2 separate regions of the Homo sapiens genome follow, and region 2 is linked to region 1. Evidence: read pairs that join two places in POLR2A ChIA-PET (ENCODE). Cell type or tissue: endothelial cell of umbilical vein. All regions are shown on one strand. Links, peaks and the distances in the headings refer to the core of each region. The heading gives the core; the rest is flanking DNA.

Evidence for each region. Peaks named below come from ENCODE experiments on the same cell type or tissue, not always from the same donor. Only the 100,000 strongest peaks of a DNase experiment are listed, where the experiment ranks them.
Region 2: POLR2A ChIA-PET joins it to region 1 with 5 read pairs; 2 of 35 experiments call an interaction of 5 or more read pairs at or near these places.

The regions. Positions count from the first base shown.
Region 1 is chr3:11,658,153-11,666,485 of GRCh38, forward strand. It overlaps a transcript of VGLL4 not described here. Among named protein-coding and RNA genes, the nearest start is that of VGLL4, 18 kb to the left of the region's middle. In endothelial cell of umbilical vein, for the core only: a CTCF peak has its summit at 4,444; a DNase peak (open chromatin) is centred at 3,839; H3K27ac peaks cover 785 bases.
Region 2 is chr3:11,745,951-11,754,283 of GRCh38, forward strand. It overlaps a transcript of TAMM41 not described here. Among named protein-coding and RNA genes, the nearest start is that of TAMM41, 97 kb to the right of the region's middle. In endothelial cell of umbilical vein, for the core only: no CTCF peak of the experiment used is centred there; no DNase peak of the experiment used is centred there; H3K27me3 peaks cover 143 bases.

The sequences.
Region 1 (8,333 bases), core at 163-8,162:
TGGAACTCCTGGGCTCAAGCGACCCACCTGCCTTGGCCTCCCAAAGTGCTGGGATTACAGACGTGAGCCACCATGCCCGGCTAAAACAAGTTTTTAAGAGGGAGAGAAATGAGCAAATACAGCATTGCACCTGCACGTTCAGGACTGTCTACTCCCCAAAGCAATAATCAAACTACCATATTTTATTTATAGCTGCTCTCAAGGCACAACTGCTTCCAAAGTACAAGCTAGAACATTTCTAGTTTGGTCTGGAACCACAAAGGAAAGGTACACCAACATGCTGTACCTTGGAAAGCTGACCTGTAAAACGGAAGCCTTCTTCGTAATATTTAACCAAACACAGGGCCTGACACCTTCCAGTCCTCTTCTGACAGATCACTGCAATATGTTTGCTGTTTTAATATCATGATTAATTAAAGAGCCAGCTGACAATTTTACAAACTAGGAAGGACACAGAGGAAACAGAATACGCGAACTATTCCTGGATCTTTCCTTTTATCCAGCCGGCATGTGGCACGCTATTCTTCATGAGTGAGAAAATCCATGCCCTAAATTCTCACTCATAAATGCATATTTAGTTAATATTGAACAAAAAGAAAATAGTCCAAATAATTTGTCAGATATGCACTTATAAAACGCACTGAGTCAATGAATGCAAAAATATTTTGAAGAGCCAAAAAGTGCTATCAGCTGCTAATAGAAGACACTAGACAAAGTACAGCATCTAGAATTGTTTTTATTGAGAGAAGAATTTTGCTGAGCCCAGAAGCAGAAACATCCAACATAGGTACCTAACACCACACACATACAGCACCTCCAGGCGTCAGGCACAACTATCCTGCCCAGAGTCATGATACAGGTGAACACCTAGAAGTTAAACCCAATATATATACAATTTCCATGCCTCTAAGAATTATTTACTTGTGTCTGGGACCCTAGACATACAGCAAGCAAGGCATTCAAACAACATGAATAGAGTGCCACGTTAACGAAGATCTCACTCCACTGGCCCAGAAGGGATTGGGATCCAAAGATGAGTAAGACACAGTCCCTGTCCTTGAAGAGTATATCACAGAGGGCAGAACATAAGACCTACAAACAAACAATAGAAGGCAGAGGGAGGACAAATCCTATTTTCTTTTTTTTTTTCTGTTTTCTTTTCTTTTTCTTTTTCTTTTTTTTTTTTTTTTTTTTTTGAGACAGAGTTTTGCTCTTATTGCCCAGGCTGGAGTGCAATGGTGTGATCTCGGCTCACCGCAACCTCCACCTCCCGGGTTCAAGCAATTCTCCTGCCTCAGCCTCCCGAGTAGCTGGGATTAGAGGCATGCACCACCACGCCCAGCTAATTTTGTATTTTTCAGTAGAGACGGGGTTTCTCCATGTTGGTCAGGCTGGTTCTTGAACTCCTGACCTTGGGTGATCCCCCCCGGCTCGGCCTCCCAAAGTGCTGGAACTACAGGCGTGAGCCACCACGCCCAGCTTCAAATCCTATTTTGAAGGGACTTGGGGATTTCATAAAAAAAGTGGCATTGGCATGGGCCCTTAAAAGAACAAGATCTCAAAGCAGGTTTGAGGAATGCGGCATTCTAAACACAGTACTTCAGTAGACACAAACAAAGTATTTGCTATAACCCATTGATTATTGCATGAGCAGATTAAGTGAATTTTAACTGATTACTAAGAACAAGAGTTCCGTAAACTGTAAAACTATTTAAAATTTCCCATCTTGGCCGGGCGCGGTGGCTCACGCCTATAATCCCAGCACTTTGGGAGGCCGAGACTAGTGGATCATGAGGTCAGGAGATTGAGACATCCTGGCTAACACGGTGAAACCCTGTCTCTACTAAAAAATATAAAGAATTAGCCGGGCGTGGTGGTGGGCACCTGTAGTCCCAGCTACTCAGGAGGCTGAGGCAGGAGAATGGTGTGAACCCGGGAGGCGGAGCTTGCAGTGAGTGGAGATCGCGCCACTGCACTCCAGCCTGGGCGACAGAGCGAGACTCCATCTCAAAAAAAAAAAAAAAATTTCCCATCCTGCCAGCCAGCAGTTAGCTAGAAGCAGGTTCTGATCTTGGTTCTGCCACAGACTGGCTGCGTGAGTTTAGGCGTGTTACAGAATCTCTCTGATCTACTTCTGCATCTTTGAAAAATTTGGATAATGATACAGCCTGACCATTCTCCTTTGATCATACCACTTTTCTCATGGCATTTAATATGGCCTACTATAATTACACATGGCTTTATCTCCCCTGTAGACCAAACCAAGAGCTCCTGAGGGCAAAGGCCTTTGCTTATTTACTCTGAAACGCAGCCCAGTGCTAGCTGTGCTAGCAGACACATTGTCAATGCCAGCTTCTACCCTTTCTGTTGGATTCCCACTTGCTATGAAAATCCTTTCCTTTGTTCTACAAAGTACACTGTTCTTCAAATCATGAAGTAACCCAGTTTCAAAATTTTAGTTTTACTTTGTAAGTTTCAGCATATCTCTATCCCAGTATGGTGGGGTTTCTTGTTGTTGTTGTTTTTGTTTTGTTTTGTTTTTAATATTGTAAATGTTATAGGTTTCAAAGATTATCTATTTGGGAACTTGGGCATAAACTCAACATATATACTTCTCATGCTTCCAAGTACTGGAAGCATGTGGAATCTGAGTGGAAAAATCATTTAAATTTAGCTTTAAAAATTAAAAAATTAAATAACGTTGGGATCCAAAGGAAAGACTCTTAAACTTTATGTTAACTGAACTTTCATTTCGGCCTTGTTTCCAATAGATTGAGAAAAAGATTGAATACCAAACAGCAACAAAAGCAGCCCATGATGCATTTCAGTGTCATCAGGGTGGCTGTGGGGCTGAATTGTAGGATTATGATAGCCAAAATTCTTTACAAAACTGAACACTACCCTGCTAGTTGATCGATTCAAACACAAAGTGTGAGCAGCAGTCAAAATTCCTTCTGTCCTAGAGAGAAGAAATGCCCTCAGGATGGAGGGCTGGAAAGAAAGCTCTCTGAGGCGGCTGACTGCAATGAAGGTTGCCAGTGCCCCCCGACTCCACCCCAGCTCCTCCCAGTCACAACCACTCAGCAGGCTGGTAACGCAGAAAGAACGATCCACATTGAAAACTGAGTCATCATGAGAAAGGCTCCATCACAGACAATGCAAATAAGGTACAGGACAAAGGAAGGAAAGGAATATTGCCAAGAAAAGGTCAATGAAGACACACCAGACAGCCAGAGAGATTATGCTGGAAAGAATTGGAAAGTTATGAACCAACATTTTTCCTTTTATTTATTTATTTATTTATTTATTTATCTATTTATTTATTTATTTATTTTTGAGAGGAAGTCTTATTCTATTGCCCAGGCTGGAGTGCAGTGGCATGATCCTGGCTCACTGCAACCTTTGCCTCCTGGGTTCAAGCGATTCTCCTGCCTCAGCCTCCTGGAGTAGCTGGGACTACAGGTGTCCACCACCACGCCCAGCTAATTTTTGTGTTTTTAGTAGAGATGGGGTTTTGCCGTGTTGGCCATGCTGGTCTCCAATCCCTGACCTCAGGTGATCTGCCCGCCTCGGCTTCCCAAAGTGCTGAGATTACAGGTGTGAGCCACTGCGCCCAGCCTGAACCAATATTTCTCTATGAGACTTTAAAAAATAGGCATAGCCTCCCTGAAACAGGAACTCAAATAAGAAACAGGACAACAAGGGGAGATTAAAAGATAGCAAAGTTCAGGGAAGAAATGAAGTTCAAGAAGAGTGAGGCAATCCCGGAAACGGATGCCGCACTAAACAGCAATAAAGGAAGTGGAGACACTGATGGAAACACAACCAAATATATGGAGGACACATTCCAGAAAATCCCAGTGATTGGCTCAAGAAGGAGCACATGACTCACAGACATTAGCTGCAGACTTTCTGGAACAAAGCCCAAGAAAGCTATCAGAAGAAACATTCTCCCTGGCTAACATTATGTCGCCAGCTGCTACCACGGTGGAAGTCAGCCCAAAGACAGGGCCACATAACAAGAAAACCCCAAGAGAAATGAAGGCAGAACCTGAGAACACCATGATCCTCTGAGTCAAACTGCACCCGAAGCCCACCAGACCTTCAGACTTTTCAGCTATGTGAATCACTAAATTCCTTTTATTTTAAAAAATTCATTAGAATAAGTTTTCCATTACTGGCAATTGAAAGCTTCTTGATACACTTAAGAACAGCTGAAATGAAAAAAGCAAAATGTTCGTAATTCTAAAACAATACATTGGGAAGGCAAACAACTGAAAAATTATTCAAAACAGGAGAATGTAGTAAGGTGGCTTATTATAAAATGGATTTATCAAAATCCAATATGAAAACAACATTTTATGTGCAGTAGGCACAATCCAATGGCCAACTCAAAATATACTCCCAATTCCCTTCTCCCACTGCCTCCACTAGAGGGACTGAGAAAGCTGAATGCTCTCTATTCCACAATTTCTCCTAACTAGGAGTGCCATGTAATACGGATCTGGCCAATGAGACAGGAACAGAAGTCTGCTTTGAGCTTCTGGGAAAGTTTTTGCTTTTCTTAATTAAAAAAGGCCAGATATGGCTCATGATATCTCATTTTCTCTCTCCTTGTCTTACTGCCTGGAATGCAAATGTGATGCCTGGAGATAAGGCAGCCATTTTGTGACTGTGACATGAAAAGCAGGAGAAGGCTACAAAATAAACAACAGTGATTACCTCAGAAAAACTAGGAACTTGAGATGGGAGGGACTTTCTTCACAAACCGAGTTTTCTTTTTTTAAAAAACACATTTTATAACATAAACTAGGAAATAAAATTATTTTGGAAATATAAAGGAAAGATTATTAGGGTTTGCTTGCAGTAGTTAGGAGGTTTCTGAGAGGGGAAGAGTAAAAGTTGGGAAAGCGAGGCAGCAGAGTAAAAGGTGATCAAGCTATGAAAACAACATGAGCCAGGAGTTTACTGAAGCAGAGTTTTTCAAAGTAGAAAGCAGTAGAATATACGAGTGAAAAGATAAAGGGGGCTGGAGGATGAGGATAAGCCAGACAGAAATCAGACCTGACTCTACAGTGATGGACACTCCTGAATAGTCCCTAGAGGTTCCTTTTTAGCAGGGCCGGGGAAGTGGTACAATAAAAACAAAGTTTGAAGTCCAGGATACAGAATAAGTTGGCGTTTAAAGCTAAAGAAAACAGAAGTGAAAATCAGAACAAATTCATCCAATTCAGTTCTCAAGATTTCAAGATTAAAACTGCAACATTTAACTGTAAGAATCCTAGGCAAGGCGCGGTGGCTCACGCCTGCGATACCAGCACTTAGGGAGGCCGAGGCAGGCAAATCACCTGAGGTCAGGAGTTTGAACCAGCCTGGCCAACATGGCAAAACCTTGTCTCTACTAAAAATACAAAAATTAGCCAGGCGTGGTGGTGGGCACCTGTAATCCCAGCTACTTGGGAGGCTGAGGCGGGAGAATAGCTTGAACCTGGAACACAGTGGTTGCAGTAAGCCGAGATCATGCCACTGCACTCCAGCCTGGGTGACAGAGCAAGGCTCCACCTCAAAATAAAAAAGTAAAATAAAATAAAGAAAGAATTTTATTGCTGTACACACTGAAGGGTTTGGACGGTTCTGTTATTACATACTTTCTTTACATATCCTTGTTTCTGAAGTAAGCAAAACAATGGAATTTAATTTCTCTATGCTGTAAGAAAACACATTTGTCATTTCTTTTTACATTTCATTAAAAGTAATGGCAAAAAACACAATTACTGTTGCACCAACCTAATACAATGTAATGTAAAAAGAAATGTAGGCTGGGCGCAGTGGCTCACAGCTGTAACCCCAGCATTTTGGGAGTCCAAGGCGGGAGGATCACCTGAGGTAAGGAGTTCCAGACCAGCCTGGCCAAATCTCTACTAAAAACACAAAAATTAGCCGGGCATGCTGGTGCACACCTATAATTCCAGCTACTTGGGAGGCTGAGGCAGGAGAATAGCTTGAACCCGGGAGGCGGAGGTTGCAGTGAGCCCAGATCGCACCACTGCACTCCAGCCTGGGCGACAGATCAAGAGTCCGTCTCAAAAAGAGAAAAATAAAAAAGAAATGCAGCTGCAAATAGAACAGAAGCTGGACACAGACTGGTCCCTGGAAGGAAGGCAACCAGAGTCCAGTGCACTACTTTTGGATAGGGAGGTAATCAAGAGAGCACTCTATGGGGAGTCCAAAGACCTGGACTCTGGTTTCAAGTCTACCTCTAGCTCCCATGTGGCCCTGGGCAATCACCTCTGCTTTCTGAAGCTCAGCATGCTCGTCTGTAAAATAAGGGAATTGGACCAAAAATTCGCTACAGTCCTTTTCAATTCTAAATTCTGTGAATAGTTTACTTCAGCCTTGGAGCTGGCAGGGACGGTGGCTGAGAGAAGAATCTGGGGACCAGGGCTGGAGAATCAGGGCTGAATAACGTGGGACTGTGCAGTAAGGGGTCACCCATGAAACCTGGAGTGTGTATCCATCTAATAACACCATTTACATTCTTGAATATTCCGGAAGTCCTACACTTAGGAAGAGGTACTACCAAATTCCCTATTTGCCCTGAATATGGGGACACATAAGAGCTATAGTAACTATAAAACATGTTTTATAGATCTTTTTTAAAATTGTGTAATTAGTGCCTTAATATGTATGACAAAGAGTAAAAATTCATCCAGCACGCCATGATCTTCAGCCAATTCATACCAGTAACTAGTGATCAGGCATCCCAATTTTCTTTTCTCTATTTTTTTTTTTGAGATAAGGTCTGGCTCTATCACCCAGGCTGGAGTGCAGCAGCAACTACTAGAGATTGTCTTAAATGTCTCTAGTTAATTTCTAAATCATTTTGATTAATTCCAAAATAAAGTTCCAAATGCTGTTCACCAAAATGAAAGCAATTTGAATATTTTTCTTTTTTTTTTTTTTTTTTTTTTTTTTTTTTGAGACGGAGTCTCGCTCTGTCACCCAGGCTGCAGTGCAGTGGCGCCATCTCGGCTCACTGCAAGCTCCGCCTCCTGGGTTCACGCCATTCTCCTGCCTCAGCCTCCCGAGTAGCTGGGACTACAGGCGCCTGCCACCACGCCTGGCTAATTTTTTGTATTTTTAGTAGAGACGGGGTTTCACCGTGTTAGCCAGGATGGTCTCGATCTCCTGACCTCGTGATCCGCCAGCCTCGGCCTCCCAAAGTGCTGGGATTACAGGCCTGAGCCACCGCGCCCGGCCAAACATCTTAATCCACTCTAAAAAGTCCCCCATATTGAAATCCCAACATGCCTTCATACACCTGCAGCTTCACCAAAGCAACTTCACACTGTGCTGCCAGCCACAGCCTGAGGCTGAGTGACTCCGGAGTGGCAGAAAGAGCCTGCTGAGCAGCTGTGGGGGAAGAGGGCATCCAGCATTGCTCCCTGCAAAGGAAGCCAAGTCCTGACCATGCCTGAAGGCGCCTGACAAAGTCTCCACAGAACACCACGGCCAGGAGAGGCTGTGACAGCACTCATTCATTCAGCATATATTTACTGATCACCTCCCAGGTGCCAGGCACTGTGCTAGGCACTGGAGATTCCACAGTCAACAAAATGAGACAAAACTCCCTCTTTTCGTGAGCTGCACATTCTAGTGTATGTGAAAGACAAATGAGAGAAATCAAAATAAAGCAGGAAAGTGCAAGCAAGGCACAGGTAGGGGCAAGAGACAAGGAAGGCTGCTCTGAGAAGGTGCCTCTGAGTGACGACAGGAAGGGAGGACACAATCCCCGAGGATTAGAAAGTTCATTCTGGGCCGGGCGCGGTGGCTCACGCCTGTAATCCCAACACTTTGGGAGGCCGAGGCGGGCGGATCACGAGGTCAGGAGATCGAGACCATCCTGGCTAACACAGTGAAACCCCGTCTCTACTAAAAATACAAAAAAAATTAGCCAGGCATGGTAGTGGGCGCCTGTAGTCCCAGCTACTTGGGAGGCTGAGGCAGGAGAGTGGCGTGAACCCGGGAGGCGGAGCTTGCAGTGAGCCGAGATGTGCCGCTGCACTCCAGCCTGGGTGAGAGCGAGACTGCGCCTCAAAAAAAAAAAAAAAAAGAAAGTTCATTCTGTGCTGCGGGAAAGCACATGCAAAGGCCCCGAGGCAGGAGGAGGCCAGCGTGACTTACAGGTCATGGAAGAGCCACAGTTCTTATCTCTGCATGAGATGGGAAGCTCCTGGAGGGCTTCCGAACAGAGCATGGCCAGAATCTGAGTTCCCATTTTAAAGGCCCACTCCAGCACCAGCGTGGAGAACAGAGAGAAAGGAGATGGAGTT
Region 2 (8,333 bases), core at 231-8,230, 88 kb after region 1:
GCAAAGATCTGAAGAAATTGGAACTCTCATATACCGTTTGGCACTTTTTATAAACATTTAAAAATTTAGGCCGGGCGCGGTCGCTCACGCCTGTAATCCAAGCACTTTGGGAGGCCGAGGCAGGTGGATCACGAGGTCAGGAGATCGAGACCATCCTGGCTAACACAGTGAAACCCCGTCTCTACTAAAAATACAAAAAAATTAGTCAGGAGTGGTGGTGGGCACCTGTAGTCCCAGCTACGCTGAAGGCTGAGGCAGGAGGAGAATGGCTTGAACCCAGGAGGCGGAGCTTGCAGTGAGCCGAGATCGCACCACTGCACTCCAGCCTGGGCGACAGAGTGAGACTCTCTCAAAAAAAAAAAAAAAAAAAATTTAAACATGCACTTACCATATGACGCCAGAAGTGTACAGTGAGCTGTTTACCCAAGAGAAATGTAATGTTACTAGAAGACTTGTGCACAAATGTCAGAGCAGCTTTACCAATAAGAGCCAAAAGCTGAAAATAAGTTAAATGTCCATCAACAGATGGACATCAAGAGATAAACAAATTGGGGAATATTCCTGCAATGAAATACTACTGAGCAATAAAAGAACTACTGATATACACAACATGGGTGAATCTTAGAAACATTATGCTGGGGGAAAAAAAACATATATCAGAGGCTATATATTCTAGGATTGCTATTTATTATTAATTAATTTATTTATTTATTTTTAAGGCAGAGTCTCTCTCTATTGCTCATGTTGGAGTGCAGTGGTACAATCACAGCTCACTGCAGCCTCAAATGATCCTCCTGCCTCAGCCTCCCGAGTAGCCGGGACTACAGGTGCACATCACCATGCCCAGCTAATTTTTTGTATTTTTTGTAGAGACAGGGTCTCAGTATGTTGCCTAGGCTGCTCTCAAACCCCTGGGCTCAAATGATCCTCCTGCCTCGACCTCCCAATGCACTGGGATTATAGGCATGAGCCACTATGCCAGACCCATGCTGTATGATTCCATCTATATCTAGAAATTCTAGAAAAGACAAATCTAATCTGTGGTGATAGATATTAGATCAGTGGTTACCTGGAATAGGGCTTAGGAGAGAAAGACTACAAAGACGTGTGGTAGAACTTTATTTATTTATAAGACGGAGCCTCCTTCTGTCACCCAGGCTGGAGTGTAGTGGTGTAATCTCGGCTCACTGTAGCCTCTGCTTCCCAGGTCCCAGCAATTCTCCTGCCTCAGCCTCCCGAGTAGCTGGGACTACAGGCGCACGCCACCATGCCTGGCTAATTTTTGTATTTTTAGTAGAGACGGGGTTTCGCCATGTTGGCCAGCTGGTCTCCAACTCCTGAACTCAGATGGTCCACCCACCTTGGCCTCCCAACGTGCTGGGATTACAGGCATGAGCCACCATGCCCGGCCAGTGTGATGGAACTTTCTAGACTGGTAGAAATAATTTATATATTGATTGGTGGTTACATAGGCATATGTGATTGTCAAAAGCCTTTGAACTGCACACTTAAAATATATCTAAATTATACTTCAAAGATGGGGCACGGTGACTCACACCTGTAATCCCAGAACTTCAGGAGGCCGAGGTGGGATGATTGCTTGAGCCCAGGAGTTCAAGACCCCTGGGCAATATAGCGAGACTCCATCCCTACATAAAATTCCAAAAAACTAGCTGGGTATGGTGGTGTGCGCCTGTAGTCCCAGCTACTCAGGAGGCTGTGGGAGGACTGCCTGAGCCCAGGAGGTTGAGGCTGCAGTGTGCTATTATTGTGCCACTGTACTCCAGCCTAGGTGACAGAATGAGACCCTGTCTCAAAAAAATTAAAAAATAAAAAATAAGTTATACTTCAATAAAGTTGAAAAATATTAGTGGGACGCAGATGAGAAGTGTCTATTCAAGTCTATTCAATATTTACTATTTATTTATTTATTTTTTTTTTTGAGACAGGGTCTTGCTCTATCCCCTAGGCTGGGGTGCAGTGGTTCAATCTCAGCTCACTGCAACCTCTGCCTCCTGGCCTCAAGAGATCCTCCCACCTCAGCCTCCCGAGTAGCTGGGACTACAGGCGCACACCACTACACCTGGCTAATTTTTGTATTTTTTGTAGAGATAAGGTTTCTCCATGTTGTCCAGGCTGGTCTCAAACTCCTGGACTCAAGCAATCCACCTGCCTTAGCCTCCCAAAGTGTTGGGATTACAGGCGGGAGCCACCACGCCCAGCCTCTATTCAGTATTTATGAATCAAACACGAGTATCTCCCTCTTCAGCCTCAAAGTAATTCACATGTCTCATATTAATATTAATATTTTCTGTACTCTTTTATTTATTTATTTATTTATTTATTTTTTGAGATGGAGTCTCGCTCTATCACCCAGGCTGGAGTGCAGTGGCATGATCTCGGCTCACTGCAGCCTCTGCCTCCCAGGTTCAAACAATTCTCATGCTTCAGCCTCCGAGTAGCTGGAACTACAGGCGGCTGCCACCACGTCTGGCTTTTTTTTTGTATTTTTAGTACAGTGCAGTGGTGTAATCCCTCCTACCTCACCCTCCCAAGTAGCCGGGACCACAGGCATGCACCGCCATGGCTGGCTAACTCTTTTATTTTTAGTAGAGACGGGGGTTCACCATGTTGCCCAGGCTGGTCTCAAACTCCTGACTTCAAGTGATCTGCCCCCCTCAGCCTCCCAAAGTGCTGGAATTACAGGCGTGAGCCACTGCACCTGGCCTGTTTTTTGTACTCTTAAATGCAGCAGTGAAATAACAGAGAAGGAAAAGGGACAGAAACTGACATTTTTGAGAGCTTTACTTTCTGTAGGCGCTATCAGAGGGGTCATGTGGATGGTGTGGTGGAGAATGTGAGATTTGTATCTGTGACAATGAGAGCCTGGAGGTCCCAGGGGTTCCTGCTTGGAACTTTCCCATGTGTTATCATTTAACCCTCAACACCCTGGGAAGTAGATTTTTTTTTTTTTTTTTTTGAGATGGAATCTCACTCTGTCACCCAGGGTGGAGTGCAGTGGTGCCATCTTGGCTCACTGCAACCTCTGCCTCCCGGGTTCAAGTGATTCTCCTGCCTCAGCCTCTCAAATAGCTGGGATTACAGGCATGCACCACCACACCTGGCTAATTTTTGTATTTTTAGTAGAGATGGGGTTTTGCTATGTTGGCCAGGCTGGTCTCGAACTCCTGACCTCAAGTGATCTGCCCACCTTGGCCTACCAAAGTGCTGGGATTACAGGCATGAGCCACTGCGCCCTGCTAGAAATGGATTTTTATTGCACTCGTGTTTACAGTTGAGCAAAGAGGCTCGGATTTGTTAAATTACTTCCTTGTCACATAGCCAGTAAGTGGTGGAACCAGGACTTGAACCTGAAGGTGTCTCTAGAGTCCATAATCATTTGACTACAAAACTGGACACTGGAATCTTGTATTCATAATCCTTGGGTCCTGGCCACCAAAGCCTGTTTCCTGTGCTTTACAGTGATCAGGGTCCCCAGGAGAGCCCTCGAATTCTGTGCAACGCCAACCTACATGAGTAAGACATGGAGAAGCCAGTCCATTGTTTAGTACTAGAGTTGCTCAGGCTCTGTTAACTGACCTTTCTTTCTGTTCTCTTTCTTTCCTTATTTGTTTTTATTTAGTTGTGTTCAACACAAATCAATTCCATACCATGAAGTTACTATGAATCAGAGCATAAATACACAAACACAACGTGCAATGAGAAACAGATGCAGGACACCCAGATATGAAGCGGAAGGGAGGGCTCATTCACACCCACAGTGCCTGGAGATCCGCTGGGTCTGCTTGTTCTCATGTTGGCTTCTAGGGATGGCAGAGCTGGCTTTGGTTAGTGAGACCCACTGTGGCCATTTGGATACCGGAAATCTCTGCATGCATGTGTACTCATGTGAACCAAAGGCTTCATGGAGTGTCAATTTCTTTTTCTTTCTTTTTTTTTTTTTTTTGACGGAGTCTTGCTCTGTTGCCCAGGCTGGAGTGCAGTGGCACGATCTGGGCTCACTGCAAGCTCCACCTCCCGGTTCATGTTATTCTCCTGCCTCAGCCTCCCGAGTAGCTGGGACTACAGGCGCCTGCCACCACGCCCGGCTAATTTTTTGTATTTTTAGTAGAGATGGGGTTTCACTGTGTTAGCCAGGATGGTCTCGATCTCCTGACCTCGTGATCCGCCCGCCTCGGCCTCCCAAAGTGCTTGGATTACAGGCGTGAGCCACTGTGCCCAGTCGGGAGTGTCTGTTTCTAAGAAGGTTTCTCTGGACTGGGGCCATTGTGAAAGATTAACTTTACAGAATTGAGCCTACTTTAGGCTCAAGACTAACCCTCTACAGTAACCCTCAGGTTCTAACCATTGAGGGACAGGGCCTTACTCTGTTGCCCAGGCTGAAGTGCAATGGTGTGATCATGGCTCACTGACTGTAGCCTCGAACTCCTGGGCTTAAGGGATCCTCCTGCCTAAGCTTCTTGAGTAGCAGGGACTACAGGCGCATACCACCATGTGCGGCTAATTTTTACATTTTTTTGTGGAGATAGGGCCTCACTATGTTGCCCAGGATGGTCTTGAACTCCTGGGCTCAAGCAATTCTCCTGCCTCAGCCTCCCCAAACTCTGGGATTACAGGTGTGAGCCACTGCGCCCAGCTTCCTCTGAAATATTGACTGCTACTGACAGATCTGGAGAATACTGACATCATTCTGGTGGCTGAAGTCTTGTGGCTTGGATTCACATCATAGCTCAATAAAATCTGTTTGAGAGCCTGGGTATCCACAAGCTAAAGTCCAGTCTATCCTCAACTCACCAGGTGCACAGGCTGACAACAGTTTTATTGGTCAGGACTCTTTTTCATTCATAAGGAGACTTTATTGATGCATGGAACTGGCATGTTCAGAGGGAACCTGCTCTAGATGGGGCTCGCTCCTGTCCCCAGGCCTCCATCCCTCTCTCCTTCTCTCTCCCTTCTGGAGGGCTTTATCTGGCAGTGCCAGGCTGGATAATGTCTAGCCTGGACAATAAGACATCGTCCAGGGAGCACAATGTCAACCACAGGTCCAGGGTGCACACTCTCATCCCACAATGCCCGGAGGAAGAGGAGGAGTCCTTTCCAGAAGCTTACAGATGATACTTTTTTTTTTTTTTTTTTTGGACACAGAGTCTCACTCTATTGCCCAGGCTGGAGCACAGTGGCGTGATCTCAAATCACTGCAACCTCTGCCTCCCGGGTTCAAGCAATTCTCCTGCCTCAGCCTCCTGAGTAGCTGGGATTACAGGCATGTGCCACCACACCTGGCTAATTTTTGTATTTTCAGTAGAGATGGGGTTTCACCATGTTGGCCAGTCTGGTCTCGAACTCCCGACCTCAAGTGATCTGCCCGCCTCGGCCCCCCAAAGAGCTGGGATTACAGGCATGAACCACCGCGCCTGGCCAAGACTTTTCCTTATGAGCCCAAGCAGCATCTTCTTGGACATCCTTAGCTCTGATTTGGCCCCACGAATAGCACTGAGCCAAATGCCTCGGGAGGTAACCCTGTTGTGTCCAGTCAGAGCCTGCCGTGCTGGGGCCAGGCCTACCGAACCTCATGGTTGAGAATGATAGAGAATGAATCTCTCTGAGGACAACCAGGGCACTGTTGGCAGAAGACAGGGCCAACCCTGGAGGGCCACCAGCGTATTTCCTCCAGAGCTGCATCCTCCTTACCTTGAACTGACCGGCTTACCCCCGAAGTGTGTCAAGTCTGGACACTGCTCAGGCCTTAGATTGTGAAACTCCCTGCCGCACTTGCCACTGCTGATCCTTCTTGAAATTCTCTACTTTAATGGTTCTTGACCCTGTCTGTCTTCTGACTACGTTAATGTGGAGAATTTTGCACTTATCGATAGCCAGGGGGTTCAGATATGCTGGGTATGAGACTGGGGTAGGGGTCAGGTGTCTGTTTGCTTACAGAGAGTCCTGGGTGACCTTGATGCAAGTAGCTCCAACTAGGAACCACTAGGCTTCTGTGGCATCACCCTCTCCTGGTCCACTGTGCAGGTATTTACTGAGTATGTGAGGGACACTCAGGCAGGTGCTAAGCATCAGAGATGAACAAAACAAGGTCATTGTGTGTCCGGAGTTGGTTCCTTCCGGTGGGTTTGTGGTCTCCCTGACTTCAAGAATGAAGCTGCGGACCTTCGCGGCGAGTGTTACAGCTCCTAAAGGTGGTGTGTCCGGAGTTTCTTCCTTCCAGTGGGTTCGTGGTCTTGCTGACTTCAAGAATGAAGCCATGGACCTCGGCGGTGAGTGTTACAGCTCTCAAAGGTGACAGGGGCCCAAAGAGTGAGCAGCAGCAAGATTTATTGTGAAGAGCAAAAGAACAAAGCTTCCACAGCATGGAAGGGGACCCGAGTGGGTTGCTGCTGCTGGTGGGGGGTGGCCAGCTTTTATTCCTTTATTTGTCCCTGCCCACATCCTGCTGATTGGTCCATTTTACAGAATGCTGATTGGTCCATTTTACAAACCTCTAGCTAGCCACTGAGCGCTGATTGGTGCGTTTTACAATCCTAGCTACAGAGTGCTGATTAGGGCATTTTACAATCCTCTTGTAAGACAGAAAAGTTCTCCAAGTCCCCACTCGACCCAGGAAGTCCAGCTGGCTTCACCTCTCAATTGTTCTTACAAAGCTTTTTTTTTTTTTTTTTTTTTTTTTTTTTTGAGACAGGGTCTTGCTCTCTATCACCCAGGCTTGAGTGCAGCTGTGCAGTCATAGCTCACTGCAGCCTCCAATTGCTGGGCTCAAGCGATCCTCCTGCCTGACCCTTCAGAGTAACTGGGACTACAGGTGCTATAGGCGCATGCCACCATGGCTGGTTAATTTTTATTTTTTAATTTTTTGTAGAGATAGGGTCTTGCTATGTTGCCCAGGCTGGTCTTGAACTCCTGGGCTCTAGCGATCGTCCTGCCTTAGCCTCCCAAACTGCTGAAATTGTAGGTGTTAGCCACCACGCCTGGCCCATATGAAGCTTATATCACAGTGGGGGATGTTGAGAGAGACAACTAAATGAGTACATGTCCGAAGGGGTTCAGATAGTGCTGTGAACTATCAGGATGAAGCTGATAGGAGGAATGAAGAAAGTCAATCAGGATGAAGTGATGGGGGAATGGAGAGCTGTCTTAGATAGGATGCTCAGCACTGGCTGCCCTGGCCAGCGCAGTGGCTCATACCTGCAATCCCAGCACTTTGGGAGTCAGAGGCGGGAGGATCACTTGAGCCCAGGAGTTCAAGACCAGCCTGGGCAACATGGTGAGACCCCCATCTCTACTAAAAATACAAAAAAAGAAAAAATAGTGGGGCATAGTGGTGTGGCTTGTAGTCCCAGCTACTTGGGAGGCTGAGGTGGGAAGATCATTTGAGCCTGGGAGGCAAAGGATGCAGTGAGCCAAGAATGCACCACTGCACCCCAGCCTGAGTGACATAGCAAGACTGTATCCAAAAAATATAGGCCAGGTGCAGTGGCTCACGCCTGTAATCTCAGCACTTTGGGAGGCCGAGGCATGTGGATCACAAGGTCAGGAGATTGAGACCATCCTGGCTAACATGGTGAAACCCTATCTCTACTAAAAATAAAAAAAAATAAAAAATAAAAAAAAGTGGGCGTGGTGGCGGGCGCCTGTAGTCCCAGCTACTCGGGAGGCTGAGACAGGAGAATGGCGTGGAGACAGGAGGCAGAGCTTGCAGTGAGCTGAGGTTGCGCCACTGCACTCCAGCCTGGGCGACAGAGCAAGACTCCGTCTCAAAAAAAAAAATAAAATAAACTGGCTGTCTTGGGAGGTGATGAACTCCAGGAGGAGCAGACCTAAAACAGGAGTGTGCTTGGTGCACCCCAATAAAGAAGGAGATTGTATGTCTGACGTGAAGAAGGAAGGGCAAGGGGCGAGGAGGCCGATGACAAGATAAAGGGGGCATGGCCAGATCCCACTGAGTGCTTCAGGATGCAGCAAGGAGACCAGATTCATTCTCAGTGCAAGGGGCGGCCTCGTGTTCTCCTCACATCCCTGTCCATCTCTGTTTTTTGCCAGCTGCTGTTTCTCCACCTGCTCCTAAGTGCTGCTGTTCTCCCAGCTCCTCTCATTCTACCTGCAGGAATCTTGGTTACTTTCACGTGGTAACCGAGACCCCCTGCTCCTCGGCTATGGACTCAGGTATCAAACACTGGCAGGACCCTCTGTCTGTATATCCTGTGGGTTCCTCAAAACTTGCGCAAAGCCACCTAGCATCATCTGTCAATCTCCTCCACTCCCTGTGTCTCCAGCTCAGCTACCAACATGACCCACTACCCAGG